Linked DNA regions of Homo sapiens: region 2 is linked to region 1. A link is a loop called in an ENCODE intact Hi-C map of the cell type or tissue named here. Cell type or tissue: gastrocnemius medialis. All regions are shown on one strand. Links, peaks and the distances in the headings refer to the core of each region. The heading gives the core; the rest is flanking DNA.

Evidence for each region. Hi-C counts contacts between places; a loop is a spot of excess contacts. Peaks named below come from ENCODE experiments on the same cell type or tissue, not always from the same donor. Only the 100,000 strongest peaks of a DNase experiment are listed, where the experiment ranks them.
Region 2: it touches region 1 in a loop (11-fold over the local background); 1 of 110 quality-filtered maps calls a loop at or near these places.

What each region holds. Positions count from the first base shown.
Region 1 is chr15:93,124,377-93,129,750 of GRCh38, forward strand. The region is part of intron 3 of LOC101927025 (a long non-coding RNA gene); the gene reads left to right. Among named protein-coding and RNA genes, the nearest start is that of RGMA, 38 kb to the left of the region's middle. In gastrocnemius medialis, for the core only: no CTCF peak of the experiment used is centred there; a DNase peak (open chromatin) is centred at 2,479; H3K27ac peaks cover 1,294 bases.
Region 2 is chr15:92,729,509-92,734,882 of GRCh38, forward strand. It overlaps the pseudogene H2AZ2P1. Among named protein-coding and RNA genes, the nearest start is that of FAM174B, 76 kb to the left of the region's middle. In gastrocnemius medialis, for the core only: no CTCF peak of the experiment used is centred there; no DNase peak of the experiment used is centred there; H3K4me3 peaks cover 996 bases; H3K27ac peaks cover 629 bases.

The DNA.
Region 1 (5,374 bases), core at 161-5,160:
GAGGGAGTGGGCTGAAGGTTTGGGAGGCAATCTGTTCTTCCATTTCCTATTGGTGAAGTGTTCATTCTTGTGCAATTACTGTGTGAGGTTCAGGGGATACCTAAAGAAGAATCTCAAAGGCATCCTGTAAGAAAGTGGTCGAAAGTCTGGTAGGAGCAAAGCAAATGCCAAATCAGACACAAACCAAAAAATCGTCATCCCCCCCGGAGGCTGACTGATCAGAATGGCCCCCTGGGTGACGAAAATCATGCAGTGATTCCACTGCAGGTTGTGAGGATAAAAGTGCAGAAGAGCAAGACGCTACATTGGAGCGGCCAGCCGCGCTGCTGAGGACCGCTCTTTCTGTCTGAATCCTCTGAAGCCCCAGGCCTCCCAGTGAGGCAGCAGCCAGGAAGCTGAGTGAGGTTAATGTGCTACTGGTTGATCTGATGTCCGAGGAGGTTGCAAACTGGTGGCCTGTATGTGCTCAGCTTGCAGATGCGTTTTATTCCCCAACCCCCAGACTGTTTCTTTAAACATGTGGATTACCTGCCATCATTAAAAATGTTGAAGATTTCATATCAGAGCCCAAATTCTAACTACAAACATAAAATGAGCAATTATGAGCCCGTGTTGCTGGTGGCAGCAATGTGTTGGTTCTGAATAAAGTCTGGGCCCGGATCTGGGCATACCTTCTCAGAGGGCTCATCCTCACCACCTGGCCTGCTTCAGGCATCACAGTCCCTGCCTGGCCTCTGTAGGCCTTTTAGTTTGTGACTGTTTTATTTCTTGTGCCTTCGGCCACAATTTGTCATTCAATTCTTCTGTTTGGGGGCAGAGGAGCTGCATTTATCAAAATATTATTGCTTCCCCCCATCTTTATCTCCTTAAAGCCTCGTTACCAGTAGCCACTGAACAATGAAAGGTGTATCAGACTCAGAATCAGAAGATCTGGGTGTTGTCTAGGTGTTGATGCTTACCAGCTTTGGAACCTTGGGCAAACAATCTTTCCAAGTCATAGCTTCTTTGTCAATTGGTGGCTCATAATCATAATGACTGAATGGGCAGTAAGGGAAAGGTGTCTGCGGACTCCCTAGGGTGTGGAGCTACAGGAGGGGAGGGTGGGGATGTGATGCCTCGAGACTATCGAGGAAGATGGAGTTGAAGTAGGCAATTAAGGCCAGGAGTGGTGGCTCACGCCTGTAATCCCAGCACCTCCCAAAAGGCCGAGGTGGGCAGATCACAAGATCAGGAGATCGAGACCATCCTGGCTAGCATGGTGAAACCCCGTCTCTACTAAAAATACAAAAAAAAAAAAAAATTAGCCGGGCATGGTGGCAGGCACCTGTAAGCCCAGCACTCTGGGAGGCTGAGGCGGGTGGATCACGAGGTCAGGAGATCCAGACCATCCTGGCTAGCATGGTGAAACTCCGTCTCTACTAAAAATACAAAAAAAAAAAAAAAAAATTAGCCTGGCGTGGTGGCGGGTGCCTGTAGTCCCAGCTACTCAGGAGGCTGAGGCAGGAGAATGGCGTGAACCTGGGAGGCGGAGCTTGCAGTGAGCCGAGATCGTGCCACTGCACTCCAGCCTGGGCGACAGAGCGAGACTCCGTCTCAGAAAAAAAAGAAAAGAAGTAGGCAATTATACAGTCGTAAGTGCTATCATGCAGAGATGCTGGGGTGGGGGTAGTGGCTTGGTTCAGCCTCCAGGTGGTGGGAGGTGGCTGGACAGGACTTTGTGGAGGAGTCAATGAGCTGAGTCTTGAAGGAAAACTTGGCTTTGTCAAGAGGACATGATAATAATGGAAGGCCTCTAGTCATTAAAATGCACAGGCTCCCAAGAGAGTCTGTTAGGAAGTCATTGGTAGAGTGTTCCCCTGGCTGTAGGGGAGAGAGGGCTCTTGGCAGCCTTCTAGAGACCCCTCCAGTGCCCTGGTGGAAGCTGAGCAGCTGAAGCTGGCTTGGGAAGTTCACAGTGCCAGACTGATGTTTCCCCACCAAGCGCGCCCTGTGGGTGGGGAGAAAGGAACATGAACATTTGGGTCCCTGCTGAGGAACATCTGGTGGTTGGTTAGTGTGACAGTCAAGACAGAGTTAAAAATAGGATTTTGGCCCCTTCTGTCTGGAGCCATCACTATGCATTGAAGACTGGAGAAAATAATGTAATCTGATTGTTCCGTTGGGTCATTTCTGGGAATATAAAGACATTTTTCCAAAACTGGAAGCCTGTGTGCATTGAGAGAGTAATTCAGGACTCCATTCTGTATCCTCCCTTGGCCTCCCCATGGTCTTCCCCTTCCCGGCCTCCTGCTCCACAGCGGATGCCTGTTCCCCTTGAAACTCGACTTCGTTAGAGATGACCCAGTTTTTTCCGCACTGAACTCTGCCAGGGTTGAAGATGCATTTGGCTGCTTGAGAAAACCCCAGCCTGCTGCCCCTCACTGCACTGCATTTGGCAAAGGTCTCCTGCAGAAGGAATGCTGAGAATTTCCCTTTCCATCATGTCAGATCATCTGGCTTGGTCCTGGCCCTTCCCCACGAGCCCAGTGGACACAGCTGGAGCAGGGCGGGGCCCAGGCACATTGCTGAGCTGGGAGCTGAAGCTTTCCCTTCTGCTTGAAGGCCACAGCGGAGCAGGGCTGACCCAGGCCAGCATTTCCCAGGTGGCATGGGGGAAGGCTCTGAGCCTGATACACAAGTGGAAGGAGACGGGCAAAGGCCTGCTCCTCTCGTGTAAGCTTTAATCCTGGGATTAAACCCATGAACTTCCCCAAAGCACCTCACTATTTGACGAGGAGATCTTCAAGAAAGAGTCACTTCTGCAGGGGTGGACCCAGGTTTTGGGTGACCTGAAGTTCCTAGGATTTTCTGAATCCTCCTTGAGAAGATAAAATTAAGTCCAGCGTCTTAGGAGGGGCCTTTGGAAAGGAGGGCCTCTGAGGCCCAAGCTAAGTTAGTGTCGTGGTGAATCTGCCATTCCCATCTCCGTTGTAAGAGGCAGAAAATCAGACTTAAGAGCTGGGAAGACATTTTGGAATGGGCTTTGGTTGTTCATTTAGGAACCTGCCTTTGCCGGGCCATCTGATGGCCAGGGGGTCACTGAGGACTGGGGCAGTGGGCCTGGGGCCCGTGGGGTCTGATGTGTGTAGAGGCACACATGGGAGCTGGTACTGCTGGGGGAAGTCCATGGGACCAGTTTAAAGTCAGCAGGCAAGATCAGGTCAGCTAAAATGACAAGTGGAGGATAGCGGGATGCCAGTCAGGGAGGCCACTGAGCTCCAAGAGCCAGATAGGATCTGATGTAGGAGGAAGCAGGTCGGAAATGAGCTTGGAGGTGGGTAATGTTATGCGGTGGCCTCGGGTAACATTTATGAGCCGCTCAATGTATGGCTATCTCAGGTTGGCTTCCAGGTAGAATGGGTAGAGTTTTATTTGCTAGATTTTGCACGATAGTTTGGGAGTTGAGCATTTTCACCTCACAGCCTCATAGATCTGGGTTTCAACACAGGCCCAGTTGCCTCTATTTGCTGGGTGGCTAGATCATACCAACCTCTAGGAGAAAGAGAAGTGACTGCCTTTGGAAGTGGACAGGTTCCAACCCTAAGTCTGTCATGTCCCAGCTTTGAGCCTCATATTTCTGTATCCATAAGACTCTTATCAGGCCGGGTGTGGTGGCTCATGCCTGTAATCCCAGAACTTTGGGAAGCTGAGGCGGGCAGATCACCTGAGGTCAGGAGTTCAAGGCCAGTCTGGCCAACCATGGCCAACATGGTGAAACCCCGTCTCTACTAAAAATACAAAAATTAGCTGGGCGTGGTGGCAGGCACCTGTAATCTCGCTACGCGGGAGGCTGAAGCAGGAGAATCGCTTGAAGCCAGGAGGTGGAGGTTGCAGTGAGCCAAGAACACGCCACTGCACTCCAGCCTGGACGATAGAGGGAGACTCTGTTTCAAAAAAGAAAAAAAAAAGACTCATGTCATACATGTTTTTGAAAAGGGGTGATGGTCAAAATAATTGACACAGGTAAAGTCTTATTGCTAAATTTTTAAATACAACTCTCGGGCTGGGCGCGGTGGCTCACGCCTATAATCCCAGCACTTTGGGAGGCCGATGTGGGCAGATCACGAGGTCAGGAGATCGAGACCATCCTGGCTAACACGGTGAAACCCCATCTCTACTAAAAAAATACCAAAAAAAAAGAAAATTAGCCAGGCGTGGTGGCACGCACCTATAGTCCCGGCTACTCGGGAGGCTGAGGTAGGAGAATGGCGTGAACCCGGGGGAAGCGGAGCTTACAGTGAGCCGAGATCACGCCACTGCACTCCAGCCTGGGTGACAGAGTGAGACTCTGTCTCAAAACAAACAAACAAAAACAAAAACTCTCTAGAAACCAGCAGATGCAAATCAGTAAGTATGTACCACTTACAAGCTTGGTCTAATAGACATGTAGAGAACCCAATCAGCAGAGTCGGTGCACACTTCTCAGGCCCCCATGGAACACTGACACACACCTGACCACATTCTAGGCCTCAAAGTCTCAAGTCTTAAGGGTGTGTATCATACAGACTCCAGGCCTTGCAACCATATTCATGGGCTAATCCTAGCAACGTTACTGAGCTTGCTTATTGATCTGCATGTGACAATACCCACGGTTCTGGCAAACTTAATGTCAAATGGAAACATTGAGCTGCAGAATATAAACATAAGTTGATATGAATTATTACATTTTAAAACACAGAATATTGTTTGTTTATAAATAAACACTTAGGTAGCAAAAAGCCTAAAGACACAGAAGGAAGGATCTACCTATTGGTGAGAGTTTCAGAGGTTACTTTACTTGTACCTGAAATGTTGTGTTTAAAGCATAAAAAGGCCTGGGCCAGGCGCAGTGGCTCATGCCTGTAATTCCAGTACTTTGGGAGGCCGAGGCAGACTGATCACCTGCGGTCAGGAGTTCAAGACCAGCCTGGCCAATATGGCGAAACCCCATCTCTACAAAAGTACAAAAATTAGCCGGGCATGATGGCGGGTGTCTGTAATCTCAGATACTTGGGAGGCTGAGATGGGGAGAATCGCTTGAACCCGGGAGGCACAGGTTGCACTCCAGCCAACATTGCACTCCAACCTGGGCGACAGAGCAAGACTCCATCTCAAAAAACAAACAGACATAAAAAGGTCTGAAATAAATGTGACAGTTTCACATATTTAATGTACTTTGTGTTTACCTAGAGCTTGTTCTATCCCTTACTTCGTATTTCATCAGAATTGAGATCATTAATATTAAGAGAAAAGGGCTCAGTGTTGGGCACATAATTGGTGTCCAGCAAATGTTTTGTCCTGACTAGGCTGTAGAAGCACATCCAATGAGCTGCAGTGGGAGAAAGTTCCTAGGGTA
Region 2 (5,374 bases), core at 76-5,075, 390 kb before region 1:
CAAAACAATTTTTTAAAGGATCAACAAAATTAGAAGACTTACACTAATTTCAAGATTTATGCGAAAGCTACAGTAATCAAGACAGTAGTATTGGAAAAAGTATAGACATATATCACTAAATGGTGCTGAGATAGCTGGCCACTCATATGCAGTAGAATGAAACTAGACCTCAACCTTTCACCATATGCTAGATGCATTAAAGATTTAAACGTAAGACGTCCAACAAAGACTCCTAGAAGAAAACCCAGGAAACACCATTCTGGACATCAGCCTTGGGAAAGAAATTATGACTAAGTCCTCAAAAGCAATTGCAACAGAAACAAATATTGACAAGTGGGATCTAATTAAACTGAAGAGCATCTGCATAGCAGAAGAAACTGTCAACAGAGTGAACAGACAACCTACAGAATGGAGGAAAAAATTCACAAACTATGCAGCTGACAAAGGTTTATATCCAGAATCTATAAGGAACTTAAACTATTGAACAAGTGAAAAACAAGTAACACCATTTAAAAATGGGCAAAAGGGGGCAGGCATGGTGCTTCACGCCTGTAATCCTAGCACTTTGGGAGGCCGAGGCAAGCAGATCACTGGAAGTTGGGAGTTCAAGACCAGCCTGACCAACATGGAGAAAACTCATCTCTACTAAAAATACAAAAAATTAGCCAGGCATGGTGGCGCATGCCTGAAATCCCAGCTACTCAGGAGGCTGAAGTAGGAGAATCGCTTGAACCTGGGAGGCGGAGGTTGTGGTGAGCCAAGATTGCGCCATTGCACTCCAACCTGGGCAACAAGAGCGAAACTCTGTCTCAAAAATAATAATAATCAAAATTTAAAATGGGCAAAAGAGGCCAGGCACAGTGGCTCACACCTGTAATCCCAGCGCTTCGGGAGGCCAAGGCTGGTGGATCACCTGAGGTCAGGAGTTCAAGACCAGCCTGACCAACATGGAGAAACCCCATCTCTACTAAAAATACAGAATTAGTCGGGCGTGCTGGAGCATGCCTGTAATCTCAGCTAGTCGGGAGGCTGAGACAGGAGAATTGCTTGAACCCAGGAGCCGGAGGTTGCAGTGAGCCGAGATCACACCTTTGCACTCCAGCCTGGGCAACAAGAGCAAAACTTGGTCTCAAAAAAAAAAAGGGCAAAAGAAGCCAGGCATGGTGGCAGGCACCTATAATCCCAGCAACTTGGGAGGCTGAGGCAGAAGAATTGCTTGAACTGGGGAGGCAGAGGTTGCAGTGAGCCAAGATCGCACCACTTCACTCCAGCCTGCCTGACAGAGTGAAACTCCGTCTCAAAAATAAATAAATACATAAATAATAAATAAATAAATAAATATAAAAATGGGCAAAAGACATGAACAGACCCTTCTCAAAAAAAGATATACAAGTGGCCAAGAAACGTATGAAAAAATGTTCCACATCACTAATTATCAGAGAAATGCAAATCAAAACCACAATGAAATACCATCTCACACCAGTCATAATGCCCATTGTTACAAAACAACAGATGCTGATGAGGCTGCAGAGAAAGTGAACACTTTTACACTGTTGGTGGGAATGTAAATTAGTTCAGCCACTGTGGAAATCGTTTGGAGATTTCTCAAAGAACTTAAAGTGGAACTGCCATTTGACCCAGCAATCCCATTACTGGGTATATATCTAAAAGAAAATAAATTGCTCTACAAAAAGACATGCACTCAGATGTTCATCACAGCACTATTCACAATAGCAAAGACATGGAATCAACCTAGATGTCTATCAGCAGTGGACTGGATAAAGAAAATGTGGTAGCCAGGTGCGGTGGCTCACACCTATAATCTTGCCACTTTGGGAGGCCGAGGCAGGCAGATCACCTGAGGTCAGGAGTTCAAGACCAGCCTGACCAACATGGAGAAACCCCGTCTCTACTAAAAATACAAAAAATTAGCCAGGCGTCATGGTGCATGCCTGTAATCCCAGCTGCGTGGGAGGCTGAGACAGGAGAATCGCTTGAATCCAGGAAGAAGAGGTTGCAGTGAGCCTGGATCGCGCCATTGCACTTCAGCCTGGGCAACAAGAGCGAAACTCCATCTCAAAAAAAAAAAAGAAAAAAGAAAATATGATACATACACAACATAGAATCCTATGCAGCCATAAAAAGGAGTAAAATCATGTCCTTTCAGCAACATGGATGCAGCTGGAGGACATTATCCTAAGCAAATTAGCACCGGAACAGAAAACCAAATACCACATGTTCTCACTTCTAAGTGAGAACTAAACATTTAGTACATGTGGAGATGAAGAAGGGAACAATACACACCAGGGCTACTAGAAGGGGGAGGGTGGAAGGAGGAAGAGTGTTGAAAAACTCCTTATTGAGTACTATGCTCACTACCTGGGTGACAAGATCATTTGTACACCAAACTTCAGTGACATGCAATGTACCCATGTAACAAACCTGCACCTGTACCCCCTGAAACTAAAATAAAAGTTGAAAAAAATTTTTTTAAACAGTCCAACTAATGGTCCTGAAATAATTGGTTATCTGCATGAAAAAATGATGAACCCAGGCCAGGTGCACTGGCTCACACCTGTAATCCCAGCCCGTTGGGAGGCCGAGGTGGGTGGATCACCTGAGTTCAGGAGTTCGAGATCAGTCTGGCCAACATGGTGAAACCCCGTCTCTACTAAAAATACAAAAATTAGCTAGGCGTGGTGGTGCATGTCTGTAATCTCAGCTACTCAGGAGGCTGAGGCAGGAGAATCACTTGAACCTGGAGGCGGAGGTTGCAGTGAGCCGAGATCGCACCACTCTGCACTCCAGCCTGGGCAACAAGAGCAAAACTTCGTCTCAAAAAAATTAATAAATAAAATAATGAGACCGGGCACAGTGGCTCACACCTGTAATCCCAGCACTTTGGGAGGCCGAGGTGGGCAGACGACCTGAAGTTGGGAGTTCAAGACCAGCCTGACAAACATGGAGAAACCCTGTCTCTACTAAAAATACAAAATTAGCCTGGGCAACAAGAGCAAAACTCTGTCTCAAAAATAAATAAATAAAAATAAAATAAAATAATGAACCTTCCCTGTGACACACAATTTACCTACAAAACAAACCTGCACATGTACCCCTGAACCTAAAAGTTAAAAAAAAAAATGATAATGAACCTCAACACCTCAATAATATCCTCCAGCTGTAGCCATGTTGCTGCAAAGAGCATCTCACATTTATCTCACACTACACATAAAATTGAACTAGAAACTGATTATAAACCTTAAGAGTTCAAAGTAGAAAACTTCTTCAAGAAAATATAGAAAATCTTTGTGACTTTGTGTTAGCCAGGAATTTCTTAAATGGAACACAAAAAACATGAGCCAAACAACCACAACCCAAATGTCCATCAGTAGATGAATAGATAGACAAATTGTGGTATATCTGCACAATGGACTATTATTCAGCTATGAGAAAAATGATCTGGCTGGGAGAGATGGCTCACACCTGTAGTCCTAGCACTTTGGGAGGCTGAGGAAAGCGGATCACTTGAGGTCAGGAGTTCGAGACCAGCCTGGCCAACACGGTGAAACACTGTCTCTACTAAAAATACAAAAATTAGCCAGGCGTGGTGGCACGTGCCTGTAATCCCAGCTACTCAGGAGGCCGAGGCACAAGAATCGCTTGCACCCCAGAGGCGGAGGTTGCAGTGAGCTGAGATCGTGCCATTGCACTCCAAGCTGGGGGACAAGAGTGAAACTCTGTCTCAAAAAAAAAAAAAAAGGATCTAATAACTGATATATACTACAGCACAAATGAACCTTGAAAACATTATGCTGAGTAAAAGAAGCCAGGCATAAAAGCTCACATATTATATGATTCCTTTTATGATACTTCCAGAGTGAGCAAATCCATAGGCACAGAAAGCAGATTAGTAATTACTAGAGGATGGGAGAAAGGGGAAGTGGGAGTGATTACTTAATGCTTATGAGGTGTTTCTTTTGGGGTGTTGAAAAATTGTTAGAGGGTGCTGTTTGCACAATATTACAAATACTCTAGCTGCCACTGAATTCTACTCTTTAAAGGAGCTAATTATATGTTATCTGAATTTCACCTCACTTTATTTTTTTTTCACCACATGAAAAGGTACTTTTATCAAACTTCGAGTCTAAGAACGTACAAATGTTTCTTTTATCATGTCTACAGTAATTGTCTATGCTTTTCCATTTAACTGTTGTTAAAAATTCCACATATCCCCATTATTTCTTCTGTCCCAGTTCCAGTACAATGACGGGGAGGAAGAGGGTTGGTTAAAGCATCCCTCTAAGCAGTTTTCCGCTGTCCCTTCTTTCCAGTCAGAGATTTGTGGATGTGAGGGGATCACGCCACCCCCAGCTGTGGTAGCCTTGATAAGAGAATCCAACTCTTCATCACCACGGACTGCAAGCTGCCAGTGACGCGGAGTGATACGCTTTGCTTTGAGACCCTTAGAAGCATTACCTGCCAGCTCCAGCACCTCTGCAGTGAGGTACCCCGGAATCGCAGCCCTGTGCACGGCAGCAGTGGCACCCACCCTTCCATGGCTTGTGGTGCGAGTCTTCAAGTGTCTGTGGATGCGGCCCACAGGAAACTGTAGCCCAGCTCTCTGTGAGCGAGATACTGCCTTAGCCTTGGCCTTCCCACTGTCCTTTCCAGCTTTGCCTCCGGCCATGTTCTCGGCGCCGACTCCGCCTCCGCCTCCGCCCCGCCGCGCGCCCTCCCGCTGCCGACCCGCGCCGCCGCCGCCGCTCTCCTTCACCTCACTTTAAAAGAAAAGACAGAAGCCATTAAAAAATGAGAAAGCTGAGACTTAAGGAGAGATTTGAGAAGTTTTCCCATGGTCCCTCAGGGTTGTCTGACTTTAAATACACCCTTTTAACCACCGCCCTTGGCTGCCCCGGCCGCCTCACGAACGTAAGCAGAGCTCTCTCTGGGTTGAAGGAAGCTAGAGAATTTACATTCCCTGTATTTCCCAAGTTTTATATACTGAGCAAAAAAATATGTTCCTATAAACTCTTGAACATTACACCACATGACTGCGAAAAAAATGATTGTCTTGTAAATACTGGACAAGAGGCACCGAAGTGTTGTCCCTGACAAATGGATGACAAGCATTGAGTTTTCTGCCTTCTACTTTTCTGTATTATCCTGATTTAATAGTCATATTTAAAAGTTTATCATGAAAGAAAATAAGCTTGAAAACCATTTAAATTGAATAGGCTGCCTCAGATGGTCCTGAGTGCTCCTGTCATTGTAGGTGTTCAAAAGAAAACAGTCGGCCGGGCACAGTGGCTCACGCCTGTAATCCCAGCACTTTGGGAGGCTGAAGCAGGTGGATCACGAGGTCAGGAGATCGAGA